2 separate regions of the Homo sapiens genome follow, and region 2 is linked to region 1. A link is a contact called in ENCODE Hi-C or POLR2A ChIA-PET data. All regions are on one chromosome and are shown on one strand. The core of a region is the stretch at or near the end of the contact, and the rest is flanking DNA. Distances in the headings are between cores, read along the strand shown. Region 1 overlaps VAV2 (vav guanine nucleotide exchange factor 2). Region 2 overlaps VAV2 (vav guanine nucleotide exchange factor 2).

What was found. A loop is a pair of places that touch in the nucleus more often than their neighbours do. ChIA-PET counts read pairs that join two places held with the same protein, here RNA polymerase II (POLR2A). Pooled maps may share reads with other maps.
Region 2: a map of dorsolateral prefrontal cortex shows a loop between it and region 1 (5-fold over the local background). The contact joins two enhancer-like sites. A Hi-C loop is called at or near these places in 2 of 168 maps with a recorded cell type or tissue (dorsolateral prefrontal cortex and posterior cingulate gyrus), 5 of 37 single-sample maps with no recorded cell type and 4 of 50 pooled maps. POLR2A ChIA-PET finds 5 or more read pairs at or near these places in 4 of 52 experiments (B cell, GM10248, WTC11 and 1 more).

The regions. Positions count from the first base shown.
Region 1 is chr9:133,787,907-133,790,845 of GRCh38, forward strand. It overlaps VAV2 (vav guanine nucleotide exchange factor 2), which reads right to left. Exons shown (of 30, transcript NM_001134398.2): 14 at 1,352-1,437; 15 at 448-580. Among named protein-coding and RNA genes, the nearest start is that of SARDH, 51 kb to the left of the region's middle. RefSeq lists a silencer at 1-42. Within about 2 kb of position 1,390, at least 14 of the 41 ENCODE cell types and tissues checked have a DNase peak (open chromatin) inside an H3K27ac peak, as active enhancers do; they include dorsolateral prefrontal cortex, where a contact is called at or near this core.
Region 2 is chr9:133,914,885-133,917,823 of GRCh38, forward strand. The region is part of intron 2 of VAV2 (vav guanine nucleotide exchange factor 2); the gene reads right to left. Among named protein-coding and RNA genes, the nearest start is that of VAV2, 76 kb to the right of the region's middle. RefSeq lists enhancers at 1-906, 907-1,855. Within about 2 kb of position 1,372, at least 3 of the 41 ENCODE cell types and tissues checked have a DNase peak (open chromatin) inside an H3K27ac peak, as active enhancers do; they include dorsolateral prefrontal cortex, where a contact is called at or near this core.

The DNA.
Region 1 (2,939 bases), core at 140-2,639:
CAGCCAGACCTACCCACAGCCCTCCTCCAAGCACCGCAGGGTGGGACGGGAGAGGAAAGCCTGCTTGCTACAAGGGACAACATGGGCTAGAGTCAGGCTGGCCAGATGGAAAGCCAAGGTTGAAAGTCCCACCCTCACTAGAGGCCTTGGGGTGGCCTCTCCCCTCTGCCTCAGTCGCCTCACTGGGGAGTGGGATTCTGGTCTTGCCCACCTTTCTGGGGGGCGCTGGGCCCGGCGAGGAGCAGGCCTGCTATGAGCAGTGGTCACGACGGCGAGGCAGTGACTCAGAGAGGAGCCTTCCTGCAGAGCGGAGACGCCCACCCCAACCCACCCGGCCAGCATCAGCGGCTGACTTCGAGTCCCCTTCCCCTGGGGTCTGGAACCCAGTGCCTCTCTCCAGGCCACCCCCACGTTCCTGGGTAGCAGGGGGGACCCGGAAGGCCCCACCTTCTTGACGTCCTTGTTGTTCATGGGGTCGTCGGTCATCTTGTGGAACAGCAGCTCGATGATCTCCTTGAGCTCGTAGCTGTAGCCCTTCCGCTTGCAGACGATGACCACCTTGTCAAACAGGAACAAGTACCTGGGCCAGGCAGCGCAGCGGGGGATCAGCACCCCAGCACTGTGTGCTCTGCTCCGAGGAGGCGGCAGGAGCTGAGCCTGAGGCTCTGGCACGCGGCTCCCTCTCCGGGCGAGCCCTGCCCTCACCTGGCTCACCAGGCTAATGCTGAGCCTCGGTCAGGTCTCGGCTGTTCCCACACTGCTTCTCCAGGAAGCCTTCCTTGGCTCCCTACCCCCGTGACTGAGGCTGTGCCAGGAGCCCTTCAAGGGGCTCCTGCATCCCCCACGCTGGCCTCCCATGCAGCACTGACCCCCGACGGCTACTCCCAGTTGATCCCGCGCTGGACTGGGAGCCTCAAGAGGGTGGGACCCAGATCTGCTGTGACCCCTGCCCCAGCACACAGTAGGTGCACAAGGAGGGCCCTGGACAAGCCTGGGCCACCGTGCGCCTGGACACTCTCCGGCAGTCATTTGGCAAAGAGCCCATCCGACCACTCTGGGCCTGTCTTGGGTTCCTGGAGGCTGAGCATTGGCAGTGAGGGGCCTGGCCCTCATCTTTGGCTGCCCCAGCCCAGCCTGGTGCCCGCCACAGGCACAAAAGCCCCACTGCTGTGGCGCCCGCTCGCTGACGAGAAGGAAGGAAGCAATTAAAACTGAACAACACAAAGCCACCGCCAGGCAGCTCTTTCCACAGGAAGGCCTGGCTTCCAGAGCCACTTAGGAGTGGCTCCCTGGGAGGGAGAGCCAGACCCTGGCGGGACGCCACCCAGCCCACAACACGCGCCCTGCTCACCTGTCCTGCTTGGTGTGGTTGACTATGGACCGGACTTTCAGTTCCCCGTCAATCTTTGGTCTTCCAAATTCCTCCAGTTTCACTTGCTGGGAAGAAGGAGAGGGGCCGTCAGCCGGGGCTGGAGCAGCCCCAGTTCTCCTGACCGCACGGGCAGGGCAGACTGTCGTGCACCCAAGGGAACTCCCCACAGGCAGCAGAGGCGGGACGAAGGGAAACAGCCCCTGTGGCTCCCAGCTGGTGCTCAGGATGGACGAGGGAGGGTGCAGAAGACCGGGAAGGGACTGGGCCTGGCAGCTTCTCTCCCTTTCCTGGCCAGCCCTGCCAAGGGGCTCCCTTCAGCTCTGGGGACAAAGGGCGATTGACGGTGCCGGTTGTGTTCACAGAGGCCGCCGCTGTGTGGAGCCCCAAGCGGGACCCGGTCGGAAAAGCCAGAAGCCCAAGCCCCACGTTCAGGAGAGAACAAACAGCGCCTATCTGCTGCAGGGCGGGTGGGGCCGGGGTCCTGCCAAGGGTGAGGCTTCGACTCAGACCCCTGTGTGGTTCGCTGAGGTTCATTTTCGTTGTCTGTCTGGTTTTGTCTCTGTGACTCTTCTGATTCAGAGAGAGCTTCTCTTGACATGTTCCCTGCGTGGCTTTCAAAGTGTCCACACAGACAGGAAAAGGTGGAGGAAAATGCTTCAAGACACGAACAGGGCCCTGCCTGGGAGGTGCTCGAGGCACAGGCTCAGTGTCTCCTTCCAAGGTCTCAGCCCCAGAGGCTGCAAGGACAGCTTTGGTGTCACATAGTCCCAGTCAACTTGCTCCAGGCCTCTGATCTCAGCTCTCACCACCTTCCCTGTGGCAATGGGATTCAGAGCCAGGACTGGGTACAGGGCCTGGCTCATGGGGATGCTCGACGCCTGCTGGCCATGCTGTTTTATTCTTGTTGTTGTCGTTTTTGAGATAGTCTCACTACGTCACCCAGGCTGGAGTGCAGTGGCGCAATCGTGGCTCACTGCAACCTCTGCCTCCCGGGTTCAAGAGATTCTCCTGCCTCAGCCTCCCAAGTAGCTGCGATTATAGGCACCCGCCAGCACGCCTGGCTAATTTTTGTATTTTTAGTAGAGACAGGGTTTTACCACATTTGCCAGGTTGGTCTCGAACTCCTGACCTCAAGTGATCCTTCCACCTCAGCCTCCCAGAGTGCTGGGATTACAGGCATGACCACCGCGCCCAGCCTGTTCTTGCTGTTTAATGAACAAGTATTACTTCTATGTAAAAACTTAAAAAACAAAACAAAACGAACTTTTCTCCTCACGTCCTGCTCACTGTACGCATTTGTGACCGCCTCGCGCAGGAGCTCACGGCAGCACGGACCCGCCAGGTGCTGATGGTGCAGGGTGCGGCCGTCCTTGGCCTCCTCTGCACCCACACATTTTAATTTCTTTCTAAAATGAAAGATGAAGGGGGCAGTATCATAATGCCCTTCAGAAGCTTATTTTTTTTTTCTTTCATCGCCGACGTATCGCAGGTGCTTTTCCGTGCCCCACGTTCGCGGAGGGCATTCTCTTTGTGCTGCTGGCACCGGGTGGGTGTGGCCTGGCCATCG
Region 2 (2,939 bases), core at 122-2,621, 130 kb after region 1:
AGGGAGGTTTGGGACTTTGGAACAGGTGAATGTGACCAAGGTCACCGGTCCACTCAGCGCCACACCAGTGCTGGGCCAAGCGGCATCAAACCCAGGACAGCTCGCACGGGGGGAAGGACCTGGGAGGGAGCAGGGAAGCACGGGTGCTGTGTCTGGGAATCTTGAAAACACCAAGGAGTGCTTTGAAACAGGCCGCTTGGCCGGAAGAGCACCGGCCTGTTCTCCATTAGTGTCCCCTTTTCCTGGCTCAGGGAGTTCACACCCACTTTCTGACGCCTTGACTCTAGTCCTCATTGGCTCTGGGGACATCAGGGAATTCTCCATGGTGGGGCAGAGTGGGGACATCCACAGCTGGAAGCCACAGTCAGCCCCCACACCACCGTCCCGCCCTCCTTGTGATCACGTGGTTTCACGACTACACTTTTTGAATTCCCGGCAGCCACCATCCACACCCCTCAACCTGATATTTTCAAGGGGATTCAGCACGATCTGGCGTTCTACAGACTCCACCTGCCAACGGCCAGCTGACTTTCTCCCAAGGAGCACAGGTGGTGCAATGAGGAAGTCTCTACTGAAAAAAATGCCGGACAAGGGGCTGTGCCCACTTTACAAAGCACCCTGAAAACAGGAGCCCTCACTGGGCCCCTTGTCTCCATGGAGAAGACCCCTAGAAAAACTGGTGCCAGTCTCAAAGACAAGGCGCACACACACACACTCCCACACAATGCACACATAATGCACATGTGCACACGCACACGATGTACATGTACACGACGCACACATGCACACACACACAATGCACACGTGCACACACAATGCACAGACGCACACGATGTACATGTACACACAACGCACACATACACACACGATGCACACATACACACAATGCACACACGCACACGATGTACATGTACACACGATGCACACATGCACTCACACACGCACACGTGCACACACAACGCACACACACACGATGTACATGTACACGCGACCCACACATGCACACTCACACACGATGCACACGTGCACACACAATGCACACATGCACACGATGTACATGTACACACGATGCACACACGTACACATACACACTCACACGATGCACACATGATATACATGTGCACACATGCACGGAATGCACACAAGGCACCCATGCACACTCACACACAATGCACATGCACACAAGATACACACGTGCACACACGCACCTTCCCTTCTGAAGGAAGCCTGGCAGGAAACGGGCACAGGCCACGGCTGCTCCCCCAGGGAGAATGGAGGGAAGGAGGGGCTTTGCTCAAACACGCCTCTCTGCTCCTAGCCAGCGGGGTTATCCAAGGCTCCATGGAGGAGGCGGACAGGCAACACCGAGCTGGGCTTGGTCCCACTCGATAAGAAGGAAGAAAGGCGCAAGATGAATTGCCCGCGGAGCCTGTGACTTGCGCTGAATGCTAACTGACAGTGATTCACTTGGAAAGTTTCTCTCCACGGGATAAAGCCCTCTTTGTAGAAAGGGAAGGTGGTGGGTGCCAACGAGGGCCCGGGCGCACAGGCCCAGGACTAACAAAAGCGTCGGCGTCACCATCCCAGAGCCTGGCTCTCTGCCACCCTGGGAAGTGCTGGGACTCTTGCTGGGAAGCTGGGCAGTTTGAGGATGTGGGGCTGGGTGAGTGGGGGTCTCACTGGTGATATGGATGGAGAAGGGGAAAGGAGGGGGTGAACAGAGAAAGGGAGAGAGAAGAGCCGGGAGTGCCTGTGTATTGATCCCAGAAGCTGAGCTGGAAGAAAGAGTTGGCTAGAGGCTCACGGCTGGGCCTCCAGGACCAGCACAACTTTGTCGGTTCCCCTGCAAAGGACACCCCGGATGCCTCCAGCCATGCAAAAAGCATTAATTAAGTACCTTCTGAATGCAGATGTTGGGACTGTTTAGGTCAAGGGGTGTGAAGGAAGATGCTGGCATGGCAGAGTTGAAGAGAATGTCCCGGCTCTGCCATTGTCTGTGTGACCCATGGCCACTCACCCAACCCCCTCTAAGCCTCAGCGTCCCCGTCCATCAAATGTGAGGATTAAATGAGACACATACAAAGAAACCCGGAGCTTTGGGAACACTCAGCAAGGACTAATAAGGACGAGGTTGCCACTCTCACGGGGTCCTGTCCCCTGTACATCCCACCCTGGGTTTTCCTCTTTCTCTACTGCAAATCTCTTTGCACAAAAGCCCACCCAGCAGGCCCCAGACCTGCTCCCCACCCAGAGGCCTATGACAGCCTAGCCCTAGAGCTCACTAAATCATCTCCCTTCCCTGAGGGGCCCTATCCCCGTCCTCCTCTTCCAGGGGCCAAGTTCTTTACCTGTTCCTGATGTGAACCCATTTTCAGGAGAGGAGGTGACAAACTCAGCACTCAAAAGGCAATGGTGGAGCCCAATGGATTACCTACGCCGACAGGGACAAACTCTCAAGTCAAAGGAATGATTCTCTAATGGTGGAATGTCAAGCTGAATATTTTTTGACTTAACAGAGAGCTGGGAACCCATCATGAGAAAAACAGAAAACTCTTTCTTTTTTTTTTTTTTTGGCTAGAAGGGTTTTATTTGTTTATCGTTTCTAGTAAGTCACAAAGACGCATAACCTCCAAAGGGAAAACTTATGCCACTGAAAATGTCAACACAGCACAGAGGGGCCCTGCCCATCCCACAGAGGCCATGCAGTTGGGACTTTGCCTACCCCCTCTGGGCCTCACTCCCTGTCCTAGCCTGCCTGAGAGAGTGCCATCCTCCCCTTTATTGACGGGGAAACCAAGGCTTAGGGAGGAAAGCGACTGGCCCAGGCCGGGCATCCAGTTGAAGGACTAAGCTGGTCCCATCTGACACTGACCTATGCTGGGCCCCCAAGGACAGGACCGAACAGATCCCAGAGAGAGAACCCTGTGGACAGAAAAGGC